Linked DNA regions of Homo sapiens: region 2 is linked to region 1. Evidence: chromatin loops called from intact Hi-C (ENCODE). Cell type or tissue: A673. All regions are shown on one strand. Each heading gives the region's core, and the rest is flanking DNA. Links, peaks and the distances in the headings are about the cores only. Region 1 holds the start of OR4S1 (olfactory receptor family 4 subfamily S member 1). Region 2 has its middle 14 kb from the start of FOLH1.

Region 1 (16,908 bases), core at 8,212-10,711:
TTTTATGACAGCCATTGTAACAGGTGTGTGGCAGTATCTCATTGCGGTTTTAATTTACATTTTCCTAAAGATTAAAAATATTGATCATTTTTTCATATACCTATAGGCCATTTGTATGTCTTGTTTTGAGAAATGTCTATTTAGATACTTTGTCCATTTTTTAATCACATCAATTTTTTTGCTATTAAGTTATTAAAGTTCCTAATATATTTTGGATGTAACCAAAATATATTATGATTTGCAAACCATCAGATTATTGTTTGCAAATATTTTCTCCCAATCTGTGAGTTGAATCTCCACCCTAATTGTTTCCTTTCCTGTGCAGAAGCTTTCTAGTTTGATGTAATCCCGTTTGTCTATTTTTTGTTTTGTTGCCCGTGCTTTCAGGATCATATCCAAGAAATCATTGCTCCTCCCATTTTCTTCTAGTTTTACGGTTTCAGCTCTTACATTTAAACCTTTATTCATTTTGAGTTGCTCTTTTTTGTTTATGGTGTGAGAGAAGGGTCCAGTTTCATTCTTCTGCATGTGGATATCCCAGTTTTTCCAACAACATGTATGGAAGAGACTGTCTTGAGATTCTTGTTGGTTGGGGTGGAGCAAAATGGTGAACTAGGTTCCACCAATCATCCCCCTGGCAAGGACACCATTTTAACAGCTACCTACACAAAAAAAGAACGTTCATAGGAACCAAAAATCAGGTGAACACCCACAGTACTTAGTTTCAACTTCATATTGCTAAAAGAGACACAGAAGAGGCAGGAAAAACAGTCTTGTATCACCAACACCACTGTTCCCCCATCCTCTGGCAGGGCAGTGTGGTGCAGAGTGTTTCTGTGCCCTGAGGAGAGGGATAGCCAGTAATTGTAAGGCATTGAACTCAGTCCTCCCCTTGTTATAGCACAGAGCAAAAGCAGACCAAACTCAACTGGCACCCACCCATGGAGGGTGCATTTAAACCAGCCCTAGCCAGAGGGGAGTTGCCAATCCTGGTGGTTGGAACTTGAGTTCCCACAAGCCTAACCACTATGGGCTAAATTGTTCTGGGGCTCCAAATAAACTGGAAAGGCTGACTAGCCACAAGGACTGCAACATTTAAGTGAGTCCCAGTGCTGAACTGAGTCCAGAGACAGTGGACTTGGGGGGTCATATGACCTACTGAGACACTAGCCAGGGTGGCTCTGAGAGTGCTGGCATCACTCCTCCCATAACTCCAGGCTGCACAGCTTGAGGCTCCAAAAGAGATCTCTTCCTACCAGCTGAAAAGAGATGGAAGAGTGGGAATGATTTTGTTTTGCATCTTGGATACCAGCTCAGCCAAGCAGGATAGGGAACCAGTCAGAGGCATGAGGGCCCTTTCCAGGCCTAGCCCTTGGACATTTCTAGACATACTCTTGGTCAGAAGAAAACCTGCTGCCTTGAAAGGAATGACCCAATCCTTATAGTGTTCATCACCTGCTAACTGAAGAGCCCTTGGGCCCTGAATAACTATCAGTAATACAAAGGTAGTACATCAAGGGCCTTGGCTGAGACACTGAGACTAGCTGGTCTCAAGTGAGACTCAGCATATTCCTAAAGTGGTGGCTACAGGACAAGACCCTGGGCCATAGGGGAGCCCCCTCTCTGAAGGGTGAGTCCCAGGCCAGGCAGCATTCACCACAAGTTGACTGAAGAGCCCTTGGGCTTTAAGGGAACATTGGCAGCAGTCTGGCTATACTCCCTGTGGGCCAGAGGTGTTGGAGGTCATGGGGTGAGACTCTTCTACCTTTGGAAAGGAAAGGGAAGAGTGGAAGGACTGCATCTTATGGTTTGAGTGTCACGTCAGCCACAGCATAATAGAACACCAAGTGGACTTCTAAGATTTTTGACTCTTGTCTCTGGCTCCTGGACAGCACCTGTGCACCTGCCCAGGGCCTGAGGGAACTCACTACCCTGAAGGAAAGGACATAAGCCCAGCTGGCTTTGCCACCTGCTGATTATAGAGCCCCATGGCTTTCAGCAAACAAAAGTGGTAGCCAGGGAGTGGTTATAGCATGCCTTGGGCAAGACCCAGTGTTGTGCTGGCTTCCAGTCTGACTCAGCACAGTCCCACAAGTGGTGGCAATAGCAGGGTTTGTGTCATTCCACCCGCAGCTCCAGCTGGCTTGGAGCAGAAAGAGACTTCTTCATCTGGGAGAAAGTATGGGAAGAAAACAAGAGTCTCCGCCTAGTAATCCAGAGAATTCCTCTGGATCTTGTTCAAAACCATCAAGGTGGTACCTCAACAAGTCCTCAAGAAACAGAGGATTACTGGGCTTTGGTACCCTGTAAAGCAGGTACAGTTTAGATCACAACACCCAAGTCCTTGTGAATATCTGGAAAGCCTTCCCAAGAAAGATGAGTACAAACAAATCCAGACCCACAAGACTACAATAAATATTTAACTCTTCAGTGCCTAGACATAGACAAATATCTACAAGCATCAAGGGACTCCAGGAAAATATGACCTCACCAAATGAACTAAATAAGGCACCAGGGACCAAACCTGGAGAAACAGAGATACACGACCCTTTATACAGAGACTTCATATTAGCTATGTGGATGAATTCGAGGAAATTCAATATAAAACAGAAAAAGAATTCAGAGTTCTATCAAGTAAGTTTAGCAAAGAGATTGAAGTAATTAAAAAGAATCAAGTAGAAATTCTAGAGTGGAAAAACGCAATTGGCATACTGAAGAATGCATCAGAGTCTTCTAATAGCAGGACTGATCAAGGAGAAGAAAGAATTGTGGAGCTTAAAGAGAGGCTATCTGAAAATATAGTCGGGGAGACAAAAGAAAAAGGGATAAAAAATAATGAAGCACAACTTCAGGATCTAGAAAATAGCCTGAAAAGGGCAAATCTAAGAATCATTTGCCTTAAAGAGGAGGTAGAGAAGGAGACAGGGGTAGGAACTTTACTCGAAGGGATAATAATAGAGAACTTCCGAAACCTAGAGAAAGAGATCAATATCTAAGTGCAAGAAGGTTATAGAACACCAAGCAGATTTATCCTAAAAACTACCACAAGTCATCTTAAATCAAGCTCCCGAAGGTCAAGAATAAAGAAAAGATACTTAAAGCAGCAAGAAACAAAAAACAGATAACATACAATAGAGCTCTAATACACCTGGCAGCATACTTTTCAGTGGAAAATTTACAGGCCAGAAGAGACTGGCATGATATATTTTTTTCTTAAATTTTTATTTTAAGTCCTGGGGTACATGTCCAGGATGTGCAGGTTCATTACATAGGTAAACATGTGCCATGGTGGCTTGCTGCCCAGATCAATCCATTACCCAGGTGTTGAGCCCAGCATCCATTAGCTATTCTTCCTGATGCTCTCCCTCCCACCAGCCCCACCCCCAACAGGCCCCAGCATGTGTTGTTCCCCCACCACTATGTGTCCATGTGTTCTTATCATCCAGTTCCCACTTATAAGTGAGAACATGCAGTGTTTGGTTTTCTGTTCCTGTGTTAGTTTGCTGAGGATAACAGCTTCCAGCTCCATTCATGTGCCTGCAAAGGGCATGATCTTGTTCCTTTTCATGGCTGCATAGTATTCCATGGTGTATATATACCATATTTTCTTTATCCAGTCTATCATTGATAAACATTTATGTTGAGTCCGTGTCTTTGCTATTATGAATTGTGCTGCAGTGAACATAAGTGTACATATACCCTTATAATAGAATGATTAATATTCCTCTGGGTATTTAGCCAGTAACGGGATTTTTGGGTCAAATGGTATTTCTGCCTCTAGAGCTTTGAGGAATCACCACCCTGTCTTCCACAGTAGTTGAACTAATTTACACTCCCACCAACAGTGTAAAAGCATTCCTTTTTCTCTGCAACCTCACCAGCATCTGTTGTTTTTTGACTTTTTAATCATAGCCATTCTGACTGGCATGAAATGGTATCTCCTTGTGATTTTGATTGGAATTTCTCTAATGATCAGTAATGTAGAGCTTTTTTTCATATGTTTGTTAGCCACATAAATTTATTTTTTTGAGAAGTGTCTGTTCATGGCCTTTGCCCACTTTTTAATGGGGTTGTTTGTTTGTTTTTTTCTTGTAAATTTGTTTAAGTTCCTTACAGACTTTGGATATTAGACCTTTGTCAGATGGAGAGATTGCAAAACTGTTCTCCCATTCTGTAGGTTGTCTGTTCACTCTAATGACAGTTTCTTTTGCTCTGCAGAGGCTCTTTAATTTAATTAGATCCCAATTGTCAATTTTTGTCTTTGTTGCAATTGCTTTTTGTGTTTTCATCATAAAGTCTTTGCCCATGCCTATGTCCTGAATGGTATTGCCTAGATTTTCTTCTAGAGTTTTTATAGTTTGGAGTTTTATATTTAAGACTCTAATCCACCTTGAGTTAATTTTTGTATGTGGTGTAAGGGAAGGGTCCAGTTTCAATTTTCTGCATATGGCTAGCCAGTTCTCCCAGCACCACTTATTAAATAGGGAATCCTTTCCCAATGCTTGTTTTTGTCAGGTTTGTCAAAGATCAGATGGTTGCAGCAGTGCAGTCTTATTTCTGGGTTCTCTATTTTTCTCCATTGCAGACCATGTAATTTATAAGCAATAGAAGTTTTTTTGACTCATAGTTCTGGAGGCTGAGAAGTCCAAAAGCATAGTGCCAGCATCTGAAGACATGATGACATGTCTTCAGACATGTCAGACATGAAGACGTGACAGAATGCATTACATGGTGAGGAAGGATGCAAGACGGAGAGAGGAAATTTGGCCAAATTCATCTTTCTTATCAGTAGCCCACTCCTGGAATAACTAACCCACTCCTGGGATAAGGACATTAATCCATTCTTAAATAGACCTAATCCCCCAATCACCTCTTACAGGCCCCACATTTTAGTACTGTTGCAATAGCAATTAAATTTCAATATGAGTTGTAGATGGGGATATTCAAACCATAACAATTTTCAACAGCTACCACCTGCTGCCTTTGGGCCACTGGAGTCCATTTTCCCCATATTAATGGACAAACAAAAGTACCTGGGACTTTCGCCCCACTCCAGCCCCAGAGAAGCCCTTAAATAACGTCTGAATGGTGTGGGCATATGAAAGCTACATCCTTAACTCAAATCAAAACAACTCTTGGCATCATTTACACTCCAGCATTTCCCTGCAAGATAAGGCTAAAGTGATCCTGTGCTGAAAATTACTTGAAACTGCATCCTTGTTTAGATTTCTCCACTACTCTGTCTTGCTTCCAGTATCCCCTTTCCAGTTTATCCTAAGAACATTTCTTTAATAAGTTACTTCCACAGAAATCTATGCCTTTAGATTTTCAAAAGACTTTTTGCCTAGTAACACCTAACCAAATCAAAGGTATCCCATTACTTGTATTTTATGAGATAACTCATATGCATCTTCTCATATGTGCTTCCTTTTCTGTAAATTGCCTATCATATCTTTTGCCTATTATTCTATTGATTTATTTGAATTAAAAAATAGATTTCTAAGAGTTTTGTGTATATTTGGACTAATCCTTTGTCAGTTACGTATCAGTTATAAGATTAACTTGTGGCTTATCTTTTCATTTTATTCTGTGCTAAACACTTTTATTTTCAATGTAGTTAGTTTTAAATTTTCCATTGTTAGTGCTTTTTGTGCTTGTTTAAAAAATATCTTTCTTTTTATGGAGCTGTCATAAATGGGATTAATCCTCCTTTAAAAAAGACTGTAGAGAGCACCCTCACCCCTACCACCATGTGAGGACACAGAAAGAAGACGGCCATCTATAAACCAGGAAGCAGGTCCCCAGCTCACCAGATATCAAAGCTGCCAGTGCTTGAATCTGGGACTTAATTTGGAGTCTCTAGAACTGTGAGAAGTAACTGTTTGTTGTTTGAGCCACCCAGTGTATAACATTTTTCTTATAGCAACCAAAGGGGACTAAGACATAGGGTATACTATGAGTACCCTCAAGATTGGCAAAACTGTTAAAGTGTTTTGACCATGCCATGTGTTGGCAAGAATGTACATCATCAGAATCTCTTATACATTGCTGTAGGGAGTGAATATTGGTACGACCACTTTCAAAAGCAAATTGACATTTTTTCGGTAAAGTTGAAACATTTGCATACCCTTCAACATAGCAATTCAATCCCTAGGTATATGCCCCAGGAAAACTTTTCCACACATACAAGAATGTTCATAACAGCACTCAGATAGCTGAGAAATATGGAAACAACCAAGGTATATTTTAAAAAGAATAGTAAAATAATTATGGCATATTCACCCAATGACATCTTGTGCAATAGTAAAAACGATGAAATACAATTACATTCAACAACAAGGATGAATTTTTGAAATACTATGTTAAGCGAAAAAAGCAAGTCAGAAGACTACAAATGTGTAACACTATTTTTATAAAATTAAAAATAAGAAAAATTAAACAACATATTGGTTAGGTGTATATACACATATGTTAAATCTATTTTCATAAAGTAAGGAAGTCATCAACCAAACGAGAATATTGGTTATCACTGTGAAGGCAAAGAAATAGAATAGAGAAGACACATATGACACAAGCTATTAGGATTGTTCTTAAGTTGATAACAAGTTCATAGATGATTATTAATTATGCTTTATAACATTAATATATAATTTTATTATGTATTACATATTACATATATTAAATAATACATACATTATTTGTATCAAATATGTTTAAGTAATAATATTTTCCAATCTTTTACGAAAGAAATCAGCCATGGGGCGCCTTCTCACCTCTAGCCTACCTTCCTTTTCTGCCTTCACTGTGGACACTTTCACCTTCCAAGAAGGAGAAGTTCATAGTCCCTTCCCAATACCATACCTACCACCACATTCTTTCTCTGCTCTCTCTCCAACCACAGCAGAATAAGTAAATTTATAATAACAATTACATCTTGTTTGTATTTATAACTAAGAAGTCCTCCCGGAAAACTCAGTACTGAAGGGTAAATGTACTGACAGAGTAGCTGAGTGACCAGTCAATGAGCTTCATCTACTAGTAACTTTCAGAATACCTGTAGTAGGAACATTAAAATGGAGTTGTCTCTTAGAGAGGAAGAGTAGTGAAAAACACAATTAAATCTTCTTAATTTGATATTTTTCCCTCTTGTGATAATTATGTCAAGTCCATAAATCTATGGGAACTGTATGCAATATTTTCTTTTTATAAAATCACCTAAAAATAATTCTAAGGAAATATGTGAATAAAATGAGAAAAAAATAAGATTGACCCAGATTTCATGTAGTCTATATTCCTGAACAAAATGGAATCATAGGATATCTGAGCTGAAGGTCCTTAGAGATTCGAACCAATCTCCTTAATTGTATACATCAGGAAATGGGAGCCCTGAGAACTTGGATGGAGGTGGGGATGGCTCTGCAACTGGAACCCTGTTTCCTGACTTTCCATCTAGTGTAATTTCCACTGTATCATACAGCAGTCTCTTCTCTTAATGCCAAGTTCTCATACCTTATGCAGCTCCTCCTGTAGTACTTATCCAGTCTTCTCACTTGTAGCTGAAACTCAGATGACTTTTTTCCCCTGAAGTACATGATCTACTTCCTCCAACCCAATTTCCCCCTCTTCCCTCAACCCAGCATGAAGCAGAAAGAAACATCTGCCATATCAAGCACACCTATGATTTCACACCTTAAAATGGCTCCTGAGTTGGTCAATCTTCTGTAAATAGAAGTCTAGGCAAAGAGTGGGATTCCTGAGTGATTGCTTTCCAGTCACCTCTGATCTGACAAATCCATGATGTAAGTGCTTCAATTTCCTCAAAGAAAAGAGTAGAGGCCAGGCATGGTGGTTCACGCCTGTAATACCACCATTTTGGGAGGCCGAGGCAGGCAGATCACTTGAGGTCAGGAGTTCAGAAACAGCCTGGCCAACATGGTGAAACCCCGTCTCTACTAAAAATACAAAAATTAGCAGGACGTTCGTGGCATGTGCTGCAGTCCCAGCTACTAGGGAGGCTGAGGCATGAGAATTACTTGAGCCTGGGAGGTGGAGGTTGCAGTGAGCTGAGATTGCGCCTTATATACCTGTCTTCATCTTCATGAATATATATATATACATACATGCATGCCTGAATATATATGTAAGACATACATACCACTATCACTCTACTTTAAAATACTGTATGAAAGCAGTAGTGAAAGAGCACTAAACTAGCAATCAGAAGTCTGTGTGTGGCCTATGTACATAGTTTAGCCTGTCTGTATCTCCACTTATCTTTTTTTCTTTTTTTTTGAGATGGAGTCTCACTCTGTCGCCCAGGCTAGAGTGCAGTGGCGCGATCTTGGCTCACTGCAAGCTCCACCTCCCGGGTTCACGCCATTCTCCTGCCTCAGCCTCCCGAGTAGCTGGGACTACAGGCGCCCGCCATCACGCCCGGCTAATTTTTGGTATTTTTAGTAGAGACGGGGTTTCACCGTGTTAGCCAGGATGGCCTCAGTCTCCTGACCTCGTGATCCGCCCGCCTTGGCTTCCCAAAGTGCTGGGATTACAGGCGTGAGCCACTGCGCCCGGCCACTTACCTTTAAACCTGAATAACCATTCATGCATGCTCCCACATTGTTCCAAGGAGTTTTATAAGGGGATTATTTATCCAACACAGATTAAGCTGGTGTATGAAAACTTCTGAGAATATTATGCTTTCAAGGTGTCAACTGCTATTTTATTGCTACTATTTTTTCATAATCAAGATCAACGTTTGCATTTGTGTTTGTTCAGCATCAGATGGTACTAATGAGTCTTCTTTACTACCACCACTCTCACCCAACTCTCATCACATTCCTGATGATTATATCTCATTCATGAAGTTGTTGAAAGGATCAAAAAAGTTAATACAATTAAAATATTTAGAAGAGTGTCTGCAGATTGGAAGAATTCAGTAAGGGTCAGCTTTTACCACACACTGAAATATAAACTCCATGAGAACAAAGAGTTTTGCCTGCTTTCTTTTGTGCTGTACTTCTAGCCCCAGGAATATCACCCAGCAAATGCTAAGTGTTCAATAAACATTTTTGGAGTAAATGAAATAATCAGATAGTTTGGTTACAAGGGCTTTGAGGGAAAGGATAGAGGGGTGAATAGGAAGAGAAAGGGGAATCGAAGATATTATGTTAAAACAGCTAGCAGCCACCATTGAACAACAGACTTTGATTTAGGTCTTTACAAAGTCTTATAGGTCCTCTCACAGCCTTCTGAAGCTGGTATTGTCAATATCTCCTTCTGTAAATGTGGAAATTGAGGCCCAATGAGGTTACATGACCCACGAATGTTTAAGAGATACCTAATCCGGCTCGTTTAATTGCATTCTGTACAAACTTGGCTCCCTCTAGCGGCAAAATGGAGCAAAGCAACAGGGGTTAAAGAGGGCAGCAGTCAGCTGTTCTGCTGGAGAGAGGAATCAGCACCACTGAAAGAAGTGCTGACAACTTGTTCTTCCTGGTTGTTCTCTTCATCATCCCAAGTCATCATCACCATCATTCCTGGTCTTTCAAAAGTTCTTGGTCATTCCTGCTTGGTGTCCATTTAGTCACACTTTATCAAGAGGTCCTGAGGAAAAGCTCTGAAAGCTGACTTAGGGACCTGTGTTCTAGTCCTCACCCTGCTCTGGAGTTAAAGTGTAACTTTTAGTAAATCCCTTGACCTCTCCACATTATTTATTTACTTATTTATTTATTTATCTGCCTGCTGAGAGCATGAAAGGGTAAGAGTAAAGTGGCTCTTTACTCTTAAAAGAAAAGAATGAATTCCATTGAGCACTGTGTTAGCCAACACAAAGGAATTATGTAGTGATTTTATTCATTTATCAATGAGATATCTGGACTTCCAAGACACTCCCTCATTCACAGGCCCTCACACGTTTCCTGAATGAGCTCTTAAATATCGCACTAAAAGCATCCTGGACTGTACTCTCCTTGAGGGAAAGATTATATCTTACTTTTATTTGTATTCTCACTCACTGTAAACATCCAATAAATATTTAATGAATAAAGGATTGAAAGAATATGTGGAATTATTATAACAACAAGAGCTAGGAGGATAATTGCCATTGCAAACATCAGACTGGAAATAAAAAGGCTGTGTTAGATGCTACAAGATGGAAAGTCTCCCAATTTCCTAGCTGGATTGAGATTCTCTGGAATGTCACTTCTCCCCTAAGCTCCTCTTGACCCTAAACAGCTTCCTCATGGCATTTTTCACATCGTTGTTCCTTAGTGTATAGATCAAAGGGTTCAGCAAAGGTGGCATCACAATGTTAAAGAGGATGATAAGTTTGTCAGCAGCCAGGGTGGTGGAGGGACGAATGTACATGAACATGGGGGGCATGAGAACCAAAAGGACAGTGATTACGTGTGAGCCACATGTGGAGACAGCCTTACGCCGGTCCTCAGATGACTGGCTTCTTAGGTTCAGTAAGATGATAACATAGGAAATGATAAGGATAAAAAAGGATGCTAAAGAAATCATACCGCTGTTGGCCACCACGATGAGACCTACCATGTAGGTGTCTGCACAGGCCAACTTGAGCAGGGGATGAACATCACAGAAGAAGTTGTCTATCTCATTGGGCCCACAAAAAGGCAGCTGAACCGTGAGGAGGGTCTGCAGGATGGAATGCAGGAAGCCAGCTAACCAGGAGGCCCCCGCTAGCAGGCCACACTTCCGGCAATCCATGATGGCTGTGTAGTGCAGGGGCCTACAGATGGCCACATAGCGGTCATAGGCCATGGCTGTAAGGAGGAAGATCTCAGTGCCACCAAAGAAGTGGGCAGAAAAGAGCTGGGTCATGCAGCCATTGAAGGAGATGATCTTATGCTCCACAAAAGTGTCAGCAATCATCTTGGGTATGGTAGTGGATGGATAACATATGTCAGCAAAAGACAACTGGCTCAGGAAGAAATACATGGGAGACTTCAGGGTCTTTCTAGCATTGATGGTGATGATGACCAGAAGGTTCCCCAGGACAGTGAGCACATGAAAGAGGAAGAATACCACAAAGCATGTATGCTGCATCTCTCTGCTCTCAAAAAGGCCAAATAAAACAAACTCAGTCACATTGTTCTTGGCACCCATGGATTATCTGCCCTGATGACCGACAAAGTGGCTGGCTGGCTCTGCAAAGACATAAATTATGAGACATAAGAAAGTTTTCTGAGATACCACCAAGATTATGGAGTAAGAAAGATACTAGCCTTCATCCCCATCACAAAAAATACATATATAATATATATAATATATTATTATATATATATATAAATTATATATTATATATAATAATATATATTATATATATATAATATATAATATATATTATAATATATATTATATATATAATATATAATTTATATTATATATAATAATATATATAAATCTATAATATATAAATATATATATCTTAAATATATAATATATAAATATGTATATCTTATATATATATCTCTAGAGCGAGAGAGAGACAGCTATCCACAAACCAAAATAGGTCTGCGAGGGTTCAAGGGCCCATTAAAGAATCTGCAGCAATACAGAGGAGCAAAAACATGGAGAATAGCCGCACACGAAGGATTTCTAGTGATATCTGCATACTTGAGATGCCAGGAGATGGTTAGGAACAAACAGGAAAGGTTGAGGCAATTAGTATCAGCCATGTGGTGGTAGTCATCAAGATCCCTGCTTTGCAGAGAACGCTAGCATTTATGCCACTGAGATAACCAAGAGCCATTCCCACCAGGAAACCCTAGAGAGGGAGACACAACTGTACTGCCTCCACCTGCAAGAAGCAGATGCTATTGAGCTACTTTGGAAAAGGAGCTGCCACCTCCCCAACACCATGCAAACCCCAAACTGCAGCTGCCCCTTGAGAGCTCACACTCAGACCCAGGGTCTGGGACTGCACTGCACCCACCCATGTATCAGACACTGGGCCATCACTAGAGCAAGCTCTGGGCCCTGGAGTCAAGGTCTCTCTGGGCATGCCCACACTTTGGGCACCAGTTCACCCTCCACAGAAAGTTAGTCCCTACCCCAACTCCAGAGCCATTGTAACTCTACATATATCTATGCTCCCATTCTTGGCTCCCTGGCTGCTTCAAAGCATTCACACCTCTAGCACTGTTACCTATGTGGTGGCAGGAGTGTCTTCACCCTAAGCACCAGTGTCATTATCATTCCAGATCCCAGAACCATAGTTCCTTCAGGTGTGCCCATGACCCAAGCCTCAGTTACATGGCTGCACAATAGGTGCCACCCAAAATACACCTGTGCCACCAACATCAAGAGGAAGCACACATACCAGAACCATGTCAAATGGTTCCCTAAGCCACAACTTCCCCAGTGGGAGAAAATTAAATAAGGAAGACCTTAGCAGCCACTACCAGCAACGAGCCTGAAAACCCTTGCTGTCACTGCAAACATCCAAGAATTTGGCCACTGAGGATCCCTCAAATCTGGGTCAACATTGACGTCAGCTAACAGGGCCACACAAAGACTATAAAGCCACATCCCACTGGTGCCAAAACCAATCCATCCCACCCACTCAGTCCATCCCATTATATGCTTGTGTCAGTCTGGGCCACAAGGATTGCAAAGCACCATCATGCCCCATAAGAGAAAATCTTTCCACACTGAAATTAGCCAATGAAATTTGCAAGAGATGACTACTCCACCAAATGTGCAGACATCAATAAGAGGGTAACAAGAAACAATGAAACACCAAGAAATCATACCACCAAAAGAACACAATAATTTCCAAGTTGCTGACCCCAAAGAAATGGAGGTATGTAAACAGGCTGAAAAATAATTCAACATAATTGCTTTTAAAGCTTCATGAAGTAAAGGAAAATACAGAGAAATCATTTTTAAAAAATCAGGAACATAGTAAAAAACCAAAATGAGAAATTTAACACAGATATTGAAAATACATTAAAAATCAAATAAAAAAGAGAGAAGACTTATAAATAAAATGAGAAATGAAAGAAGAGACATTACAACTCATACCACAGAAATATGAAGAATCACAAAAGACTACTATGAACAATTATAGACTTACAAATTGAATAACCCAAAAGAAACAGATAAATTCCTGGCCACATACAATCTAACAAGACTGAATTATGAAGAAATAGAATATATGACCAAACCAATAATGAACAAAGAGAATGAACAAATAATAAAAGTTTTCCATCAAAGAAAATCCCAGGAACGGATTACTACTAAACTCTACCAAACATTTAAAGAACTAATGCCAATCCTTCTCAAACTCTTCCAAAACAAAATGAAGAGGAGGGAATATTTCCAAACTCATTTTATGAGGACAACATTACCCTAATACCAAAGCCACCCTAGGAAACTAATAGAAAAGAAGACTACAGGCCAATATCCCTGATGAACATAGATGCAAAATTCCTTAATAAAATCCTAGCAAACCAAATTCAACAACACATTAAAAGGATAATCTGCTTTGATCAAGTGGGATTTATCTCTGAGATACAAGGATGGTTCAATATATGCAAATACTACATTAAGAGAATTGAGGACCAAAACTATATTATCATCTCAATGGATGAAGAAAAACTGACAAAATTCAACATCATTTTATGATAAAAACTCTCAACAAATTAATTACAGAAAGAATGTAATTCTCAACACAATAAAGACCATATGTGACAAGCCCACAACTAACATCAGATTCAATGGCAAAAAGTTGAAAGCTTTTCCTCTAAGATTGGGAATAAGACAAGAATTTCTACTCTCACCACTTCTATTCAACATCATACTGGAACTCTTACCCTAAGTAATTAAGCAATAAAATGAAGTACAAGTCATCAAAAGTAGAAAGGAAGAAATTAAATTTTCTCTGTTTACAGATGTGTGATACAGAAATCCTAAAGTCTCTCCCCCTAAAAAAGCTGTTAGAACTAATAAACAAATTTAGTAAAGTTGTAATATCCAAAATTACCATTCAAAAGTTAGTAGTATTTCTATACATTAACAATAAACTATCCCAAAAAGTCAGGAAAACAATTCTGTTTAGAATCACTATGAAAAAGATAATAATTGGAATAAATTTAACCAAAAAGTTGGAAGATGTGCACATGGAAAATTATAAAACATTGGTAAAATAAATTGAAGAAGACATTAATAAATGGAAATATGTCCCATGTTCATGGACTGGAAGAATTAACATTGTTAAAATGTTCATAGTGTCAAAATCAATCTACAGGTTCAATTAAATCCCTATCAAAAGTCTAATGACATTTTTCACAAACACAGAAAGAAATCTTAAAATTCATATACAACTTCAAAAGACCCAGAAGACCTAAGTAATTATGAATAACACTGGGAGCAACACACTATGTGATTTCAAAATCTACTACTAATTTGTAGTCATCAAAATAGCATGGTACTGGCACATAAAGACAGACATATGGACCAATGGAACAGAATAGAGAGCCCAGAAATAAATCCACACATTTACAGTCCAATTGATTTTGACAAAAATGCCATAAACACACAATAAGGAAAAGACAATCTCTTCAATAAATGGTGCTGTGAAAACTGGATATCCAAATGCAGAATAATTAAATTAGATTCTCATCTTACACCACATACATAGTTGGAAGTAAAGCTCTCCTCTGCAAATGTAAAAGAAGAGAAATTATAACAAACTGTCTCTCAGACCACAGTGCAATCAAACTAGAACTCAGGATTAAGAAATTCACTCAAAACCTCTCAACTACATGGAAACTGAAAAACCTGCTCCTGAATTGCTACGGGGTACATAACGAAATGAAGGCAGAAATAAAGATGTTCTTTGAAACCAACGAGAACAAAGACACAACATACCAGAATCTCTGGGACACATTCAAAGCAGTGTGTAGAGGGAAATTTATAGCACTAAATGCCCACAAGAGAAAGCAGGAAAGATCCAAAATTGACACCCTAACATCACAATTAAAAGAACTAGAGAAGCAAGAGCAAACACATTCAAAAGCTAGCAGAAGGCAAGAAATAACTAAAATCAGAGCAGAACTGAAGGAAATAGAGACACAAAAAAACCCTTCAAAAAATTAATGAATCCAGGAGCTGGTTTCTTGAAAGGATCAACAAAATTGATAGACCACTAGCAAGTCTATCAAAGAAAAAAAGAGAGAAGTATCAAATAGACACAATAAAAAATGATAAAGGGGATATCACCACCAATCCCACAGAAATACAATCTACCATCAGAGAATACTACAAACACCTCTACGCAAATAAACTAGAAAATCTAGAAGAAATGGATAAATTCCTCGACACATACACTGTCCCAAGACTAAACCACTAAGAAGTTGAATCTCTGAATAGACCAAAAACAGGAGCTGAATTTGTGGCAATAATCAATAGTTCACCAACGAAAAAGAGTCCAAGACCAGATGGATTCACAGCCAAATTCTACCAGAGGTACAAGGAGGAGCTGGTACCATTCCTTCTGAAACTATTCTAATCAATAGAAAAAGAGGGAATCCTCCCTAACTCATTTTATGAGGCCAGCATCATCCTGATAACAAAGCCAGGAAGAGACACAACAAAAATCAACTCAAAACAGATTAAAAACTTAAAAGTAAAACCTGAAACTATAAAACTACTAGGAGAAAAATGTGGGGGAAAACCTCCATGACATTGGTCTGAGCGATCATTTTTTTGAATACGACCCCAAGAACACAGAGAAAAAAAGCAAAAATAGACAAACGGAATTGCATTAAACAAAAGCTTCTGCACAGCCAAGAAAACAACAGAGTGAAGAGACAACCTACAGAATATATTTGCAAACAATAAATCTGATGAGGTTAATATACAAAATATAAAATAAATTCAAACAAATTAATATTAGAAAGCAAATAAACAATTTTAAAATGGGTAGAGGATCTGAACAGACATTTATCAAAAGAAGATATTCAAATGGCCAGCAGATAAATGATAAAAGGCTCAACATCACTAATCATCAAAAAATGAAAATTAAAACCACAATGAGCTATCACCTCACACTGTTAAAATGACTATTACCAAAAAGACAAAAAATAGCAAGTGTTGCAAGGATGTTTTAAAAAAAGGGGGGGGACCTTACACACAGTTGGTGAGAATGTAAATTAGTTCTGTCCATTATGGACAATAGCATGGATGTTCCTCAAAAAAAATGTTCCTTCGGCTACTATGGGCTAAAGTGTTTTGGGGCCCTAAATACACTTGAAAGGCAGTCTGGACAACAAGGATTGCAATTCCTAGTGCTAAGCTGGGCTCAGAGTCCGTGGACTTAAGGGCACACAAACTAGTAAGACACTTGCCTGGGCTGCTATGAAAATGCTTGTGCCACCTTTTCCCAAAATTCAGGCAGCACAGCTTGTGACTCCAAAAGTGACCCTTCTGTCCACTTTAGGAGAGGAGAGAAAGATAAAGAGGACTTTTGTCTCACATCTTGGATATCACCCAACCACAATAGGATAAGGCATCAATCACAGTAATAAGGACCCCATTCCAGGCCCTAGTTCCCAGGTGACATTTCTAGACATACCCTGGGGCAGGGGGGAACATATTGCCTTGAGGGGAATGACACAGTCCTGGCAGATTAGAGGAAACTCAAAGAAATTCAAGATAATACAGAGAAGGAATTCAGAATTCTATCAGAACATTTAACAAAAATACTGAAATAATTAAAAAGATTCATGGAGAAATCCTGGGGTTGAAAAATACAACTGACATACTGAAGAATGCATTAGAATCTCTAATAGCAGAATTGATAATGCAAAAAAAGAAGTTGTGACATTGGAGACAGGCTATTTGAAAACACAAATAGAAGAGACAAGAATAAAAAAGAATAGA
Region 2 (16,908 bases), core at 8,220-10,719, 910 kb before region 1:
TGACTATTTTTGAAGGTCAGCTCAAGGGTAAGTCTATACCATCCTCTGTGAAGCCTGGCTGCCTTCCTCTAGCCTCCCACAGTGTGTTGCACACAACTCCACTGTAACGGTCACCACTTTGCTGTGTAAATGCTTGTTCCTGCTCTCTCTGTGCCACACTGTGTTATCTGTTGTTTCAATCCCAGAACATCAACAGTGTGGAGCATTTAGTAAATACTCAAGATATGTTTCAGGATTAGATAATTCTATAAAAGCACGTGTCAGCTTGTTCTATATAATAATTTGGGTATTAGGATAGTGCCTCTAAGTGTTAAAGGCTCCATATAATTCAGACTGTTCTCAAAAATATTTACTCTGTGGTTCGACTCTGAGTAAAATAATGACAAAGAAAATGGCTGAGAATACAAGAACCCACACTATGGAAGGAACTACATGCAATGAAAATAGCTAACTGAAACATAAATATGCACAGAAAGAGATAAATGAGGCATTCATACAACAACAGTGTCTGAGTCTACCACAAGTGGGTTATGATTACGGCACGCTGTGGAGCAGCATGAATAAAAGATTAAGTGGTGCATATTTTAGGTAGGTGGATGGGTGAACATTGCAGAGAACTGGTTTTTTTAAAAAAGCAAGCATATTCAGATTAGGTATTCAGAAATACCTAATATAAATAATTCATTTTCCTCTGAGAGTGAAACCCCAAAAATGACAGTCACTAAAAGTATATTTACATGACACCTTAAACAAATTTTGTGTAATGTTTTTATAATAAAAAAATGAAGCAATCTCTAGATGGAGAAGGTATTTCACACAATGTGTACCACCAATATACAGAGACTGTGTAGAAGTGAGAGTGACCATAAAGGTTTCCCCACTTCATGGTAGGTCAAAGCCTAGCAGAGACTGTGTTTAGAATAAAATAGAGTATGCAATAGGTACTCATTATTCTCACTTATGCTGACTTCCCAAATCATCCCTGGTAGTAAAGTCTTCTGGCTACTTTCCAAGAAATTAGCAAAAGAAGGGAATAGAATCACTGGATGTTAGAGCTTGAAGATTGTGAGGTTCTTTGGCCACCCTTATTTTCAGATGAGGATATCTTTCACAGCCCAGAAAGGTAAAGAAATCTACCAGGTGGTCAAATATTTTAAAATGACAGAATTGGGGCTAAAATACAGGAGTCTCAATTCCCAGTCCAGCGCTCTTTCTTACACACTAAGCCATGCCAAAATCCACTCTAAAATAAAACCCTAAAGCTACTAGCCTTAACATTTATAAGGTGTTTCCGCAAGGACATAGGTTTTGCTCCATGTGTTTTTGCTCCATAGGTTTTGCCTCATGTGAGGTCTTTGTTTCCTTCTTGTTTAAAGAAAGAGTGACCTGGACAACAGTCTCATAGTGACATCTGGTGACTAAGTCAGGGTAATACAAAACATAAGAAGAAGAAAAATAAAGTATCAATGTGCTTTTGTTTGTTAAGATTTAGGTAGGACAATTAAATCCAAAACTTAGAGGACACATTGTAATTCCTTAAGATTGTGTTTCATGGTTCCCTTCTTCTTTAATATATCTACAAACAAGGTGATGTTTTATATTAATTCTCTTTTTGTAATAACAGTGAATTATTGCCAATCTTGTGGCATCTGAGTCTACATAAGCTATTCAACAAAGATTTATGAGAACCTACTATGTGACAGAAGCAGTTGTAGCTCCTCGGGACACAAAGCCTAGTTGTGGAATTAACCCAATACAGCAAACTATGAAATAATGTGATAAGAGCTAGAGTTAAGACACACATAAAATGTGCTGAGGAAAGAGTGACTGACTGACTGGTAAGTCAGAAATGCTTTAGAGAAAATGAGACCTTTTTAACTTAGCCTTTAAAAGTTATTAGGAGTCCACCTGACTTAAAAAAAACAAAAATTCTCAATTCATTCTCTCAAATATAACAAAAAGCATCCAAAAATATATTTTTATTAAAATTCATTCCATGAGTGTGATTTTCAGTGACATTGCTTCGTTATTGATTAGCTTAGTCCTTGCAAAGAAAAATTATATGTTGCTGCTTCTGGTCAATAACACAGGTAGAGAATACCTAGTATCCTCAATATCTTCTATTTCCTATTTCAATTTCTGGTACAGAGGTCTGGGGAAGAAACCCTAGAGTTGCCTGCCTTTAAGTATTCAATTGTTACTTATATAGGGTCTTCTATATATCAGGTTCTCTTTACGGTGCTGGAAATGAAACAGTGAACAAAATCCATGCCCTCATTGTACATATATTCTAGAGGGGAAAACAGTCAATACATAGATATGTCACATATGTAGTAGGTTAGATGGCTGTAAATAGGAAGAGAACTGTGCAGGGATGGGGTTTGATAGTGCTGGGGTAGGAAAGCGTAATCTTAGATACGGTTGCCAGGGAAAACCTCCCTGAGAAATTGGCATTTGAGGAAAGGCCTGAAGGATGTGATGGAAAAAGATAAGCAGATATTTTGCAGATATTTAAGGAAGAGAGCTCCAAGAAGAGGGACAATCAGAACAAAAGGCCTTTGCTGGGAATGTGCTAAGAGTGGAAGCACACCAAGGAGGACAGTGTGGCTAATGAGTGAAGCCTGAAAAAAGTAGAAGAAATTAGGTCTGAAAAGAAGTGGGGACCAGATCATGTAGGGCCTTGTTAGCCTTGATAAGGAGGGTGGTGGGAATCACTGTAGACTTTGGGACACAGAGGTGACAAGACCTCTAACCCAGATGCTATGTTCAGAACGGATAATAAGGAAGCAAATGCTGAATCAGAAATACCAAAAGTAAAGCATCGTATTTATCCAAGAGACAGCTGATGGTCATTTCAAGAAAAGTTAGCAGTGGAAGAGGAGTAATTAGATTCTTGACACATTTAAAAGGCATAATTAACACGACTGATCGATCAAATATGCATGGGGAAATTAGAAAAGTCACTTCGAGAGTGACTCTGAATTGCTTAGGCAATGGGAAGAAATAGACATTTAATGAGATAGAAAATGTGCAAGAGAACCAGGTTTGGAAGAGCAGGACATCAAGAGTCCAACTTAGGATATATTAAATTTGATGTGTCTATTAATTGTTCAGGTAAGGATGTTTAGTAGGAGTTGAATAGAATCTCGAGTTCAAGGGAAATAACATTTGACCATCATCAATATTCAGATACTATTCAAAGGCTATGTGATATCACCTTGTGAGTGAATGCTGATAGAGAAAGGATCTAAGGACTGAACCCTAGTGAACTCCAGTGGAGGGATGAGATAAATGAGTAAACAGAGCTTAGGGGAACATCTAAAGTGAATAGGAAAACTGAGAGTAGCTCCCAGAAGTCAAGTGAAGAAAGTATTTCAAGAAGGAGAGAATTACCCTCTGAATCAAAGATACCGAGAGGCTGATTAAGACAAAGACTAAATTTATCACTGAATTTAGCACTATGGAAACCATAGGTAATCTTGAGAAGAGCTTGTTTTCTTAGTATAGTAAACCTTTTGAAGTAGATTCAAATGAGAATGGGAAGAGAGAAAAGGGAGAGAAGCAACATAAGAAATCTCTTTTAAGGAATTTTATAGAGAGAGAAACAGAGGAATCAGTTGATAGTTGGAAATTATTTTAAAGAAAATGGGTTATTTTAAAGAAAAAAGATATTACAACATGTTTGCACTATTGTGGGAATAATCAAGTTGAGACAGAAAATTATTTTTTAAGGAAGAGTCTAATTGCTGAAGTGAAAGAGAATGAGACCCTGTGCATAGGTGTGATCAGATAGGAGCATGTACAGCTCAAGTAAGAAAGGAAGGAAGAGACAATAAACATGTACAGATAGGATGGGCTGGTCGATGTGGTGGTGAAAAGACGTGCGAGTTATTACTGATTACTTCTATTTCCCCAGTGAAATAGGAAGCCAGGTTCATAAACCAAAATGAAGAGGAGCGAGGCAGTATTGGAAGTTCAGGAAAAGTAATAGGTGTAAAAATATATAAAGTAGGATTACCAGGGAGTATGAAGATACATTTCCAATTAAGGATGAAGAATTTAAAGTGAGGCCAACCAATACCCCTGCTTTGCTTCAGCTACATCAGCTGCATAGGTTCAGGCACAGAATACATGGAACATTGTATTTAAATAGGGTCTGGATTTTACAAAAGTAACACAATGAAGAAGAGAGATGCAAAGCCATTTGAGGGTGTTTGTGGGAGAGATTGTAAAATATTAGCTAAGTAAGAAGGGGACTGCAAATTTTAGGGGTATAAAGGAATGAGGAAAAGTGTAAATACAGTTGGGTCAAAGAATGTTTGGAGCCAAGGCACTAGAGGCAATTAGCTGAAAATGGTAGGTAATTATTGGTGAGTGACATGGTTTAAATGAAAAGTATAGAAGGGTACAATTATCCATCATGAAAAGTTCTAGGGTACAACTAAGATCTGAGTAGCTGAAGTAGAATGAAAGTAGAATGGACTTTTCCATATCCAGCCAGGTTCAGTGACAGAATGTTAGGAAACAAATTATCAACCACGTGAGAGAACATATCCCCTAAGTTGTTTTTGCTATTTTCCTTTCAGCATATATTTGTTGGAATGCCAACTATATTCAGCTCAATTAATATGGGCTTCTTAAATAAGGGCTCCAGCACTGGATAATCCTGCCATTTATTTCGATACATTCCATCCTGCTGCTCAGATCTGTTGGCATCTACAGCATGTCTTTTGAGAAGATGGGCATTCACATCCTTATGTCCTGGAAAATTTCCAACTGAGAAAACCACATTAGGCTTTTCTATATATCTTCCAACTATTTCAAAGGAAAATACAATTCTCTGATTTCTTCCTGTGATATTTATCAGAGAGAATGGTGCCTGCCAGTTCTAGGGTGGGGGAACTCAATACAAATCACCAACCTTTAGATGACACCCTGTCTTCAAAGTGCTTTCAAAGTCTGGCAGAGGAAAAGTACGCAGTGGCTATAAGACCACCCAGGAGTTCAGTCATGCATTCTAAGTAGCAGATCACTCGAATGTAATTGGCTAGTGAGTTCATTTTACTCTTCTCTTCTTGGTCACATGTTACCGCCCTTGTACCGTGCACGTTCTCTTTCCCAGACTTACAAAGCATGTTCTCTTGAATTCGTTCTCTTTTTAAATTCACACAGTCTTAATGATTCTTCTTTCACAAGAGTCTTTCACTCTTACAATTCAATTCGAGTCATCCACATGCTTATTATGAGCAAGGGTCTGGGACCTAGGGGAAAAGGGAATAAAAAGATGAATGAAATTTGATCCCTGCAGTCCAAGAGCTTGCTGTGAAAAAGGAAGTTTGGCTTACATTGCCTCCCTAATCCCTTGGCTAGGCCAGAACAGAATATTGTCTAAAACCTCCTCACGTCAGCAGTCCTCTGGAGTGGTGACTGGAAGTAGAATTTAAACAAAAATATAATTGACACATAATAATTGTGCATACTTATAGGGTACAACCTGATGTTTCGATGTGTGTTTAAATGGGTGCATTGTGTAATGACCAAATTGAGGTAATTTATCCACCACCTTGAAGCGAGATTTTTGAATATTCTCATTGCGAAGAAGCAGGAATTTTTAGCAGACAACTCAGATGCTTCTTGTTCACACTAAGTCATTCTGATGATGGATTTACATAACTTGTTTTGCTTTTTGTGTGTGTGTGTTTTTGAGACAGAGTCTTACTTTGTCGACCAGGCTGAAGTGCAGTGGCACAATCTCGGCTCACTGCAACCTCCACCTCCCGGGTTCAAACGATTCTCCTGCCTCAGCCTCCTGAGTAGCTGGGATTACAGGTGCATGTAACTAGGCCTGGCTAATTTTTATATTTTTAATACAGATGGGATTTCACCATGTTGGCCCTGCTGGTGTCAAATTCCTGGCCTCAAGTGATCTACCAGCTGCGGCCTCCCAAAGTGCAGGGATTACAGGTGTGAGCCACCAAGCCTAGTACATTTACATTTCTTATCTGGATCTTTCCTTCAGTAAGTGCTAAGGAATCCTACTTCCCCCAATATTTTTTCCTATTTCAATGTTTTAGCATGTATATCATGTTACTACTTTGCAGACATTTGATTTTCCCCTTTGTTTACTGTAAAGTATATTTTTATAGTCTTTGATTAGTAATAGAAGTATTCTAAAATCTGCCTGCAACCTATCTTTCTGACTCTGCATTTTAGGGAATAATTCTCTGTTGTGGAATGAAAAAAAAACAGAGCCTGTGGAGTCAGAGATCTCATTTCAAATTATAGTTATCCCTAGGAATAAATCTGAGTGACAGGTGGTATGGTATAATAATAAGTATAAAGCTACGATTAAGGAAAACTCAACAACCTTATCTGTAAATTGGGATGACAACAGCCTACGTCAAAAAAATGTGAAGGTAAATGAGATAATGTAAGGCTGATACTTAGTAAGCATTTTAAAAACACCCAAAAAACTATTGCCATGATTACTCTACTTACTCTATTTCTCTATGCTCCAGGCAAATGAACTACTAATGACCCAGGGGTCCTTCCCCATTCTCTTCTTCACAAGGAAATAGTCTCTCTGTGTGTGCTGTTTATTAAAATCTACTGCCCCTTTTAGAAGCCTTTCCAGATCATCCCATGGCCAAGAATGATCGCTGCTTCCTCTTCTTTACATACAGATGTTTTTCTCCTGCTTGACAATTATTTTTGTGCAATTATTTTCTTTTTGTTTGTGTTTTTAATGTCCCCCCACCCCACCATTTTCCAGACTGTTTGCTCCACGAGAGAGGAAACCATCATCTCTGGGCTCACCGTTGTATGACCAGTATCCTGAGGAGTGGCTGTTACATAATTACATCAGGCACTCAGTAACAATTTGATGAATAAACACTGGATTTTAAGGCAGGTATCATATCTTACATAGCATATCATGTCTTACATTTTATATCCCTTACATAAATACCACAGAGTGAAGTATATGACAGATAAGGTCATTTCTCTTGATGAGTACATAGTCCAGTCTGAAACAGATATGCCAAAAAAAAAAACACTGGAGTAAACAAGATGAATTGTTTTAATAGAGGCATTGTATTAGTTTCCTAGGACTGCCAGAACAAATCACCTCAAACTTAGTGGCTGAAAACAACAAAAATTTGTTGTCTCACAGTTATAGATGCTAGAAGTATAAAATTAAGGTGTCAGTGGGATAGGTTCCCTCTGGGGGCTGTGGAGGAGAATCTGTCCCAAGCCTTCACATTGTAAAGTACAGTACTGGAGGGATAGGACTTCAACTTGCTCTATCTCAGATAGAGAGGAGCCATTTGTTGTGAATTGAGAAGAGGGGTATGTTGAATCCATAATAAGCACATAAAAACTTGGCTGGTTCATAGGAGAAGTAACATGTTTCCAGCTCTAGTAAAAAACAAATTGAAGTGGCCTATAAAAAGGTACAGAGTACGACAGAATGAAAAATAAATGAACAAGAATACAGAGAGGATGTGGTAAATTATCATGTTTCCCTAATATGGTTGCCAGGGCATTCTCATTTCTGTCCAATGGGAGAAACATTTTCGTTTGAGACCTCCGTGAATAATACAATCTTTTAGTTAGGAGAGCTGCATTTTGAGTGGTGCAGGCAGAATGGTGATCTCTCACCCACACAAACACTAAGATAGAGACAGAGACAGCAGAGAGAGACAGAGAAAGGAAGTACAGGTACTCAGATAGAGATAAGCCATTTCTTGACATTAAGAAATAAAGTAGAATCCATTGGAGGGAAATAAAACCGCCTCAGGAACAGAGTTAATTCACCTACACATGCAGGTAAACACACACTGCTTGATACTTACTGTGGACTTTGAAAATTATGAATGTGTGTGTGTGTGTGTGTGTGTGTGTGTACATTCGACCCTCCATATCCGTGGATTTTGCATTCACAGATTCAACCAACCATGAATTAAAAACGTTTGGAAATAACAAACATTAAAATATAACAATACAATAATAAAAAATAATACAAATAAAAAATATAGTATAACAACTATTTACATAGCATGTGTGTTGTATTAAGTAGTATAAGTAATCTAGAGATTACTTAATGTATAGAGGATGCATAGGCTATATGCAAATACTATGCCACTTTAAACTGATAAGAACAGATACTAAACTTCATCTTAGCCAAAAGTCAGAGAAACAATATAACTATGCCATTTTACATAAGGGACTTGAGCTGAGCGTCCTCAGATTTCAGTATCTTTGGGGTTCCTGGAAACAATTCCTTGTTTTATATATATATATATGATAGCTACTGAGTGACAGGTGATATTATACCATACCACTTGTCACTCAGTAGCTGTATATGCATATGTATATATATACATATACATATGTGTGTGTGTGTGTGTGTGTGTGTATGCTGTCTTTCCTCGGTATCACAGGGAATTGGAGATATATATATATACTTTTCAGTACAAAAAAAATTGAACACAGATGGGTATGGTACCAGAACAGGTGGTAAAGACACATGAAAAAAATTTGCAACAACATGAATGGACCTGGAGATCATTATTTGAGGAGAAATAATCCAGGCACAGAAAGACAAACATTTTATTATTTTAGGTGAAAGACAAACATTTTATTTTAGGTGAAATAATCCAGGCACAGAAAGACAAACATTTCATGTTCTCATTTATTTGTGGGATGTAAAAATCAAAACAATAGAACGCATGGAGGTAGAGAGCAGAAGGATAGTTACCATAGGCTGCAAAGGGTAGTGTAGGCTTTGAGGGTGAGGTGGGGATGGTTATTGGGTACAAAAAATAGTTAGAAAGAATAAATAATATCTAGTATTTAATAGCACAACAGGTTGACTATAGTCAAAATAACATAATTGTACAATTTAAATATGAAATTAAGTATATATACAAGACTAGAACACCAAGTTGAATGACTCCAGCTTGCGAAACCCACATCGATCACCATGCTTGCCCCAAGGGAAGCTGTACAATGTCTGGTGCGTCCAAAACCCCATCATTCATCACTAGCAATCTATTGTCCATAATCATGTTTAAATTAATAGCATTTTAAAAGCACAAAGATTTTTTTAAAATACAAATAATTATTTAATTTGCCTTTTAAAAACTTTTTTAAAGTCCTGAGGACTATTTTCTTTAAAGTGCTGAGTTATAGAACTCCATATATTGGGCTATGACAGCCTTACCTGATTCTTGTCAGGAATCTAGTACCCAGAAAATGCAAATACAAACTAAGCAACTCAAAAATAAACAAATAAATTGGAGGTATGCTACCTGTTGAAATATGACGTAGCGCAAACACCTATGCCACTTGCTTATGAATCATATAGGTTTTTGGTGTGCAGTTTTGATTGAATGACGGAGTTTACGCTGGACCACAAGGGGGACCCTCTGTCAATAACATACTCCATTTGTGTATTAAGTCAAAAATGAAATGGAAGAGAAAAGAAACATCGATGACCCCAAGTCTCTTTAATTGAATGGAGGTAAAAAAAAAAACAATGAATGAGAAAAGTACTCTGCCCTTTTAAGAATCTTGGATTCACATTCCTGATGAAGTTATTTTTCCTCTTCTCACTGATTCCCATTTCACTGTATTATATAGCACTGTGTTCCCCAGGAGCTCCTGAATGAAGGGCATCACTCAGCTGTGTTAGCATCTGGAACAATAAATATATTAGTTTCAATGTCTAGGCTATGGATATTCCTTTTTACTGAAGGTATGACATATAGCTGCCCAGGCTTGACAAAATTAATAGTAATAATAATTAATAATGGCAAATTTTTATTCTATTGAATTACTTGGCTTGACTTGTAGAAATAGCAACATTCATCTGAAATGCCCCCTCCTACACTTATGTCTGAGGACAAAGCACACCAATGATCCCACATACACCACAGATAACTTCTTTTTACATATTTTATTCTGTTACCAAACTAAATTTTTATCACATAGATCTACCTTCATAGTTTGTTGCTCACTGAACACTTCAGTAATTCTCAACATTCCATGTAAAGCATTAAGCATAGTCCCAACACAGAGCAAATAAGCAATAAGTGTTAGTTATTATAACATTATTATGTCTTTTCAGTGCATTAAACCACTGGTCTGATTCCTAGCCCAACATTCTCTTAAACCACAAAATCCAGTTGAATAATATATAATAATATAATAAAATGGTGATAAGTGCTAAATATCCAGATAGAAACACAGATGGAATCAGACAGCTTTCCCAAGAAATAGAGAAAATAGTAGATAGGAGATATAGGCCTAAGCACTCTAAGCAGAAGCTAAGTTATCACAGGATATCTTGGCAATCCGTGGCACGTGAACCCTTTTCTTCTGGAGTCTGGAACTATGTTGCAACTCTCACTTTCTCCCTATCTAGAGACTCAGTTTGTTCTCTTGTGATTATCAGCAGTGGAGAAATCCTTAGACCTTGTGAAAGGACTACTTTTTAAATTCATATATATATATAATATTTTAAATATATATTTTATATATACAATATAATATATATGTATATAAAATATAATATATATTTTATATATACAATATAATATATGTATATAAAATATAATATATATTTTATATATAATATAATATATTTTTAAATAAATATATATTTAAATATATAATATATAAAAATATATATATATTTTAATGAACAGAGTGTAAAGGATTATTTTGAAGAGAAACTCCTGGTTCCCACTTAAAATCCTTTCTTGTTTCTGAGTTTTTCAAATGGGACCCTCTTACCAGCTTGCCCCCTCAGAGATAAGCTGTTCCCCCACTTATTCAGATCTGAGATCTGAAAACATTCCTTTTCCTGTGAGCTCAGCTAGGACAAAGCTCGAGCTTTTTGATAAAATTTGAAAAACACATTTTTTAAAGATAAAAATTTTTAAAAATTGAAAAAAAATTTATAGAAAGAGACTTCTAATCCAAATTTAACTTCTCAAAATATGTTTTGACTGGTTAGCATAATGTTTCAGTCCTTCCGGAGAATGCCCCTTGAAACTTTTCTTCTACACAACTTCCTCCTTTCCTTTGACTTTCCTGCTCTGGAAGGGAAGAACTGGAACAGGACAGATCAAATTACTCATGAGGAAGGACAAGAAATAATGAACCAAATTATCAACAATTGGAGAAAGAAAGCTGATATCAGTATCATTTCATATATGATTATGTCAGAGTCAGGTGGATAAGCCAATCCTGTTGAATAGCATACTTTTCCTGCTACTCCTGAAGGGTAAAGAGGTCTTTCTCTTACAAAGCTGTCCTAGCTAGTAATCTTACAGGCTCAAAGAGCTTGTTTTCATGTTATTTCTTAGTAACTCAAAATACCTCTAAAGTTATACGTATTATGAAAGTACTATAGTCACAGTGCTGAGAAAAGGAGTAAATAAGGCAATGTATATAAAACCACTTGGCTCAGCCCCCGGCTCTGTGGTTGATAAATATTAAGCTAGTATTCATTATTATTATAATCTCCAAAGAGTCCATTACAAGATATAGAAGAATGGAGGCAGCAATAACACTAAGAGAAAATTCCATTATCTCCAACTATTTATCCTCTAGCCCAACATAATTGCTATTAGAAAGAAAGAGCAACTTTAACAAAAATTTTAAGTTGCAATAGATGTTCAACTTTAAATCCATCCCAGAAAAATTTCTAACCAAAGGAGCATAGAAGATTTAATCTTATTTTCTAAGTAGTATAGACTTAATTGTGAGAACAAAATAAAAACTTGGGGAAATATTAGGGAAGAGAAATAAGGGTGTGAAGAGCTGATTATTACAATTCCTTCTTTCCCTTCTTGTCTTTTATTGCTGATGGGTAATAAAATATGCAAAGAATGTGCTGAGAAATAAACTAAACAAATAAGCCAGTATACCACAAAGATCATTTGAAACTTAAACAATTAAAATAAGATATCTGCTAAAATAATAATTGGCAGGGCTAGCACAGTTTCTTCTTTCATGTATTTCTTCCCTCATTTGACAAATAGACATACAACTGTAGGTCAAATCGTGTGGTATACTTGAGGCATTCAGAATTAATTGGGCATCATTCCTGCCTTTGCGTCAGTCTAATGAGGAAGAAAATCTTTCAATAATGATTTCATGTCCTTCATGTCATTACAGATGGGTAGATAGAGTACTATGACAGCACAAAAGATGGAATAAAAATATCTTCCTGCAGAAGGTCCAAATAAGTCCAATGCAAGGGTGATATTTGAGACGAGCCCTAATGCATGACTAAAACATTTCCAGAAAGCTAAGTGGCAGCGAATATCACAAGCAAATGAGACAGATTTTTTTAAATCCTAATATCACAAAATAGCCAACAATATTCTAGAAACCATTTGAAGTTCAATGTATCCAGTTTTCATATGTGATGGCAGAAGGGAATCGGGGAGTACTAGTGAATTAGAGATGAGGCTGGAAAGCTTAATTATTCAGGATTCTATACGGTAGATAAAATAAACCAATTCCAGTTAGCTTAAGCAAAAAAGAGAGGGAGTAATGGTGGTAGGGGCTTATTATAAAGATACAAGAATGTCTCACAGAAGCCAAATGTAGAAATGACAATGGGTCTCAGGAAATGCAGTAATCAAGATCTTGGAGATTATAAATTGAAGGAGTGCTCCATTTCTAATATTGTTTCTGCTCCTCTCTGGGCACTTGCTTTATTCTGCTTTCTAGTTAATCCTGCTTTCTTTGTTAGTCAATTCATATGTGAGGTAGAAGCTAGCTAGCCACTCATGTAATGCTTCCAGTCACTTTAAACTTGAATTCAACACCTTGGCAAAAATATTCTCCAAAGCTGAGTCAGATATCTACTCTTCATCCATTTCACAGTGACCAGGGGCATGAGGTTTTCAAGGTAGAAGTTCATCGCAAGACTAGATTTGTATGAGATTTTGCAAAGATTTGTACATCTTGATAAAAAGTTTAAACTTTGTTTAGCAGAGAAAAATAGAGTAAAGGTAAAGGTTTACAAGGAAAAGATGACTTTTTTTCCCTTTTAGGACTAAGTAGAGGTAGCTGCTGGTTATGAGTAAAATAGTCAAGAGTGACAGGATTTTAGCCTGAACTGCTGTGAAGAGTGGTGTCATCATTTATTCAGGTACGACAGGGAGGGAAGTCTGGCAATAGGTTGGGTTGGTATTGGGGAGGCACAAAGTAAATTTGTTGGGCAGTGGGTTGTAGAGCAACTTATCTTTCACTATGTGAAGCTTGAGCTAATAGACTTCCAGTTGGAGACCTCAATTAAGTAATTACATATTTAATGCTGAATCTCAAGGGAGAAGTCTAAGTGGACAACAAATACGAAAAAAATGCAGGTCTCAGTCAAGATCAGAAGTGTTTAGTGCACCAGCTTCTGTACCAAATCAATCCATTCAGTTAAAAAAATAATTTATTCTTTTATTGCTATAAAGTTTATTTGGGTGTTATTGATCGCTCCTAGCAATGGTTCAGTAATCTAGGCTCTTTCTGTCTGGCTGTATCATTCTCCAGGGCCTCTGCATCCTCTGCTAGAGCCTCTGTGTGTTTCAGAAACCATTAGGGTAAACAAAGAGAGGGGAAAATTGTATAGGAGGTTTTTGGAGGGGGATAAGCTTGGAAGGGGCATACATCACTTCCTCTCATATGTTATTAGTTCTTACACAATAATGAGGACACCCCTACCTTTAAGGGAGACTGAGACATGCGGCCTAGCTGTATTCCCAGAACAATAGGGAAATGTGTTTGGTGAACCTCTAGCCAGTTGTGGCCAGATATAGATGGTACTTGGAGTTTGAAATCACCTCAAGAGACACTATAGAATGAAAAGAGCAGGGCCAAAGGGAGAGCCCTGGAACACTCCAACATTTAAAGGTCTGGTAAAAAAGGCAGGGCTGGCAAAGGAGACTGAGAAGGGACGCCAGTCAGTTTCAGAGGACAATGGTGTCATACAGTCTAGAAGAGAAAGTGTTAATGAAGGAATTAGCAATTAACTTTGTTAAACTCTCTGAGTGTCTGCACTGACGGTTTTTTTATATCCTTGAGGACAGGTTTATACACAGAAAACTCTTCAGAGTTTTACTTTAATTTTTATAATCAATATTTAACTGATTGAAGCTACATTTAAAAAAACCCTGTTCTTTAGCTTCTTGATATTCCATATATATATATATATCTTTGTTGGGAGCAGGCCCCCAAAAATCTGGCCATAAACTGGCCCCAAAACTGGCCATAAACAAAATCTCTGCAGCACTGTAACATGTTCATAATGGCCCTAACGCCCAAGCTGGAAGGTTGTGGGTTTACAGGAATGAGGGCAAGGAACACCTGGCCTGCCCAGGGTGGAAAACCACTTAAAGTCATTCTTAAGCCACAAACAAAAGCATGAGCGATCTGTGCCTTAAGAATATGCTCCTGCTGCAGTTAACTAGCCCAACCTATTCCTTTAATTTGGCCCGTCCCTTCATTTCCCATAAGGGATACTTTTAGTTAATATCTATAGAAACAATGCTAATGACTGGCTTGCTGTTAATAGATATGTGGGTAAATCTCTGTTCAGGGCTCTCAGCTCTGAAGGCTGTGAGACCCCTGATTTCCCACTTCACACCTCTATGTTTCTGTGTGTGTATCTTTAATTCCTCTAGCGCCGCTGGGTTAGGGTCTCCCAGACCAAGCTGGTCTCGGCATATCTTACTCTATTTAGAAATCTAATAAATTTTAACAATAACTTACAGGATATCTCATAGTCTTCGTCTTATTTTACATAGTTAATTAAATACTGTTAAGCATTTTAAATAACATTTATAAATGTATTCTATTAATATTTTAGGTACTTCAATGGTCTGTCCAACAAACATTTCTAAGTACTTAAAATTAATTTTTGTAAGTCTAATATATTTAATTTATAATTATGAGTAATCTTAACTTCTTTTTTCTTTTTTTTTTTTTTTTTTGAGACAGGGTCTCACTCTGTCACCCAGGCTGGAGTGCGGTGGCTTGCACTCAGGCTTACTGCAGCTCCAACCTTCCAGGTGTGAGCTATCCTCTCACCTCAGCCTCCCCAGTAGCTGGGACTATAGGCGCAAGCCACCACACCCAGATAATGTTTCTATTTTTTGTAGAGATAGGGTTTCACCATGCTGCCCAGGCTGGTCTGGAACTCCTGAGCTCAAGCAATCTGCCCACCTCAGCCTCCCAAAGTGCTAGGATCGTAGGAGTGAGCCAGTGTGCCTGGCCCGATTTTAACTTCTTTTCCATATTCCAGTCACAGTGCATATAAATACCGTAAGTACTTTGAATTTAAAACTCAAAAGGTGAACTCAACTACTCAATTTATACAGCTTACATTAAAAAAAAGTTTCATTGAATAGTCAATATTCTTCTGAACAGTACGCATCACATTTTTGAAATACTAAATATGCTTAAACTTATTTTAACTAATGGGTTTAATTACCTAAATATTTCTATGTTTACTTTAAATATTTTAAGGGTAAAAGTAGGCTTTCCCACAAAGGAAACAACAGTGTTACCACAAAGTCTTTGAGGATACTCCCCTAGATGGTTGGAATATGCATATTCGCCTAAGATATTGACCAGGGACTCTGATATCTGTTACTGTGATAGAACATATTCAGTCTTATCTGTAGTCACCATATCAACTCACTAAATGGTCTTGCAAATCTTATGGCTCAGGTACATTACATGCTTCAGTTTGGATTTCACCTATAATATTTTTTTCCCACAGAACTCTGCAAACCCACTCAGGGTTATATCACTGGATTTAATTTTCTTTGGCTTTTATATTATTTAAAATATCTTCTTACATAGGTCAAAATACCTCTGATCTTGATGGAAACCTACACCTTTGTCATGTTTTTCCTGTTTGGTAAGAACAGATGTTCTTATGGGTCTAAAGAATTCTTATGGCTATACCACGTCACATGGTTCAGTTGTTCCACTGACACACACACACACAAACAAAACAGAATCAAAAAACTGATCACTGCCTTTGAAAAGACCTAGACCATTGGTAACTTTGAGAAGAGCCTTTTCTGGGAATGGTAAAGATTACAAATGAGGCAAAATGGAACAATTTGCCCATATTTGCATATGCGAGTTACTGACTGAGATAAATTTAAAATCAGGTATGTATGATTCATATACCTAACCTATTGAACATTATAACTTAGCCTCGCCTAAGTTAAACATCCCAGAACACTTACATTAGCCAACAGTTGAAAAAAATCATCTAATACAAAGCCTATTTTGTTATAAAGTGTTGAGTATCTCATGTAATGTATTGAATACTGTTCAAAAAGCGAAAAGCAAAATGATTGTATGAGTACTTGAAGTATGGTTTTTGCTGAATGTATATCACTTATGCAGCATCATAAAGTTGAAAAATCCTAAGCCAAATCATTGTAAGTAAGGGAGCATCTATTAAATTCTCATGTGAATCAGGTACACGTAAAAAAATTTGTTTTAAGTACTCATGTGATATTACCAAGAAAGTGAAAAGACAACTAGAATGTCAAATGAAATGTTTGTAAATCACTTATTTGATAAGAATTTTGATATGAATAAAAATGAAATACCTCATTTTATGTCTATTCTTTAAAATATTATAAATATATTTTATAAATACTATAAAGTGACAAAATGATAAGATAGATCTTTTATATGCTCATGTAAAATTCTGCATTATTGAATAAAATAAATTATAAAATTATAGTCATAATATATACAAAAACTCCTACAAATAAAAAAGAAAAAGGCAGAATACCCAAGCGAAAATGGGACAAAACACTTGGTCAGTGCAAAAAAAGAAGAGTACAAATTAGAAGCAACCACATGAAAAGC

What was found. A loop is a pair of places that touch in the nucleus more often than their neighbours do. Peaks named below come from ENCODE experiments on the same cell type or tissue, not always from the same donor. Only the 100,000 strongest peaks of a DNase experiment are listed, where the experiment ranks them.
Region 2: a loop joins it to region 1, with 5 times the contacts of the local background. A loop is called at or near these places in 1 of 110 quality-filtered maps.

The regions. Positions count from the first base shown.
Region 1 is chr11:48,300,442-48,317,349 of GRCh38, reverse strand. OR4S1 (olfactory receptor family 4 subfamily S member 1) reads right to left here and starts at 11,127. Exons shown (of 1, transcript NM_001004725.1): 1 at 10,198-11,127. The coding sequence starts at 11,127. The coding sequence ends at 10,198. In A673, for the core only: CTCF peaks have their summits at 9,194 and 9,393 (motif pointing left); a DNase peak (open chromatin) is centred at 9,379.
Region 2 is chr11:49,213,804-49,230,711 of GRCh38, reverse strand. It overlaps the pseudogene LOC124902845. Among named protein-coding and RNA genes, the nearest start is that of FOLH1, 14 kb to the right of the region's middle. In A673, for the core only: a CTCF peak has its summit at 9,415; no DNase peak of the experiment used is centred there.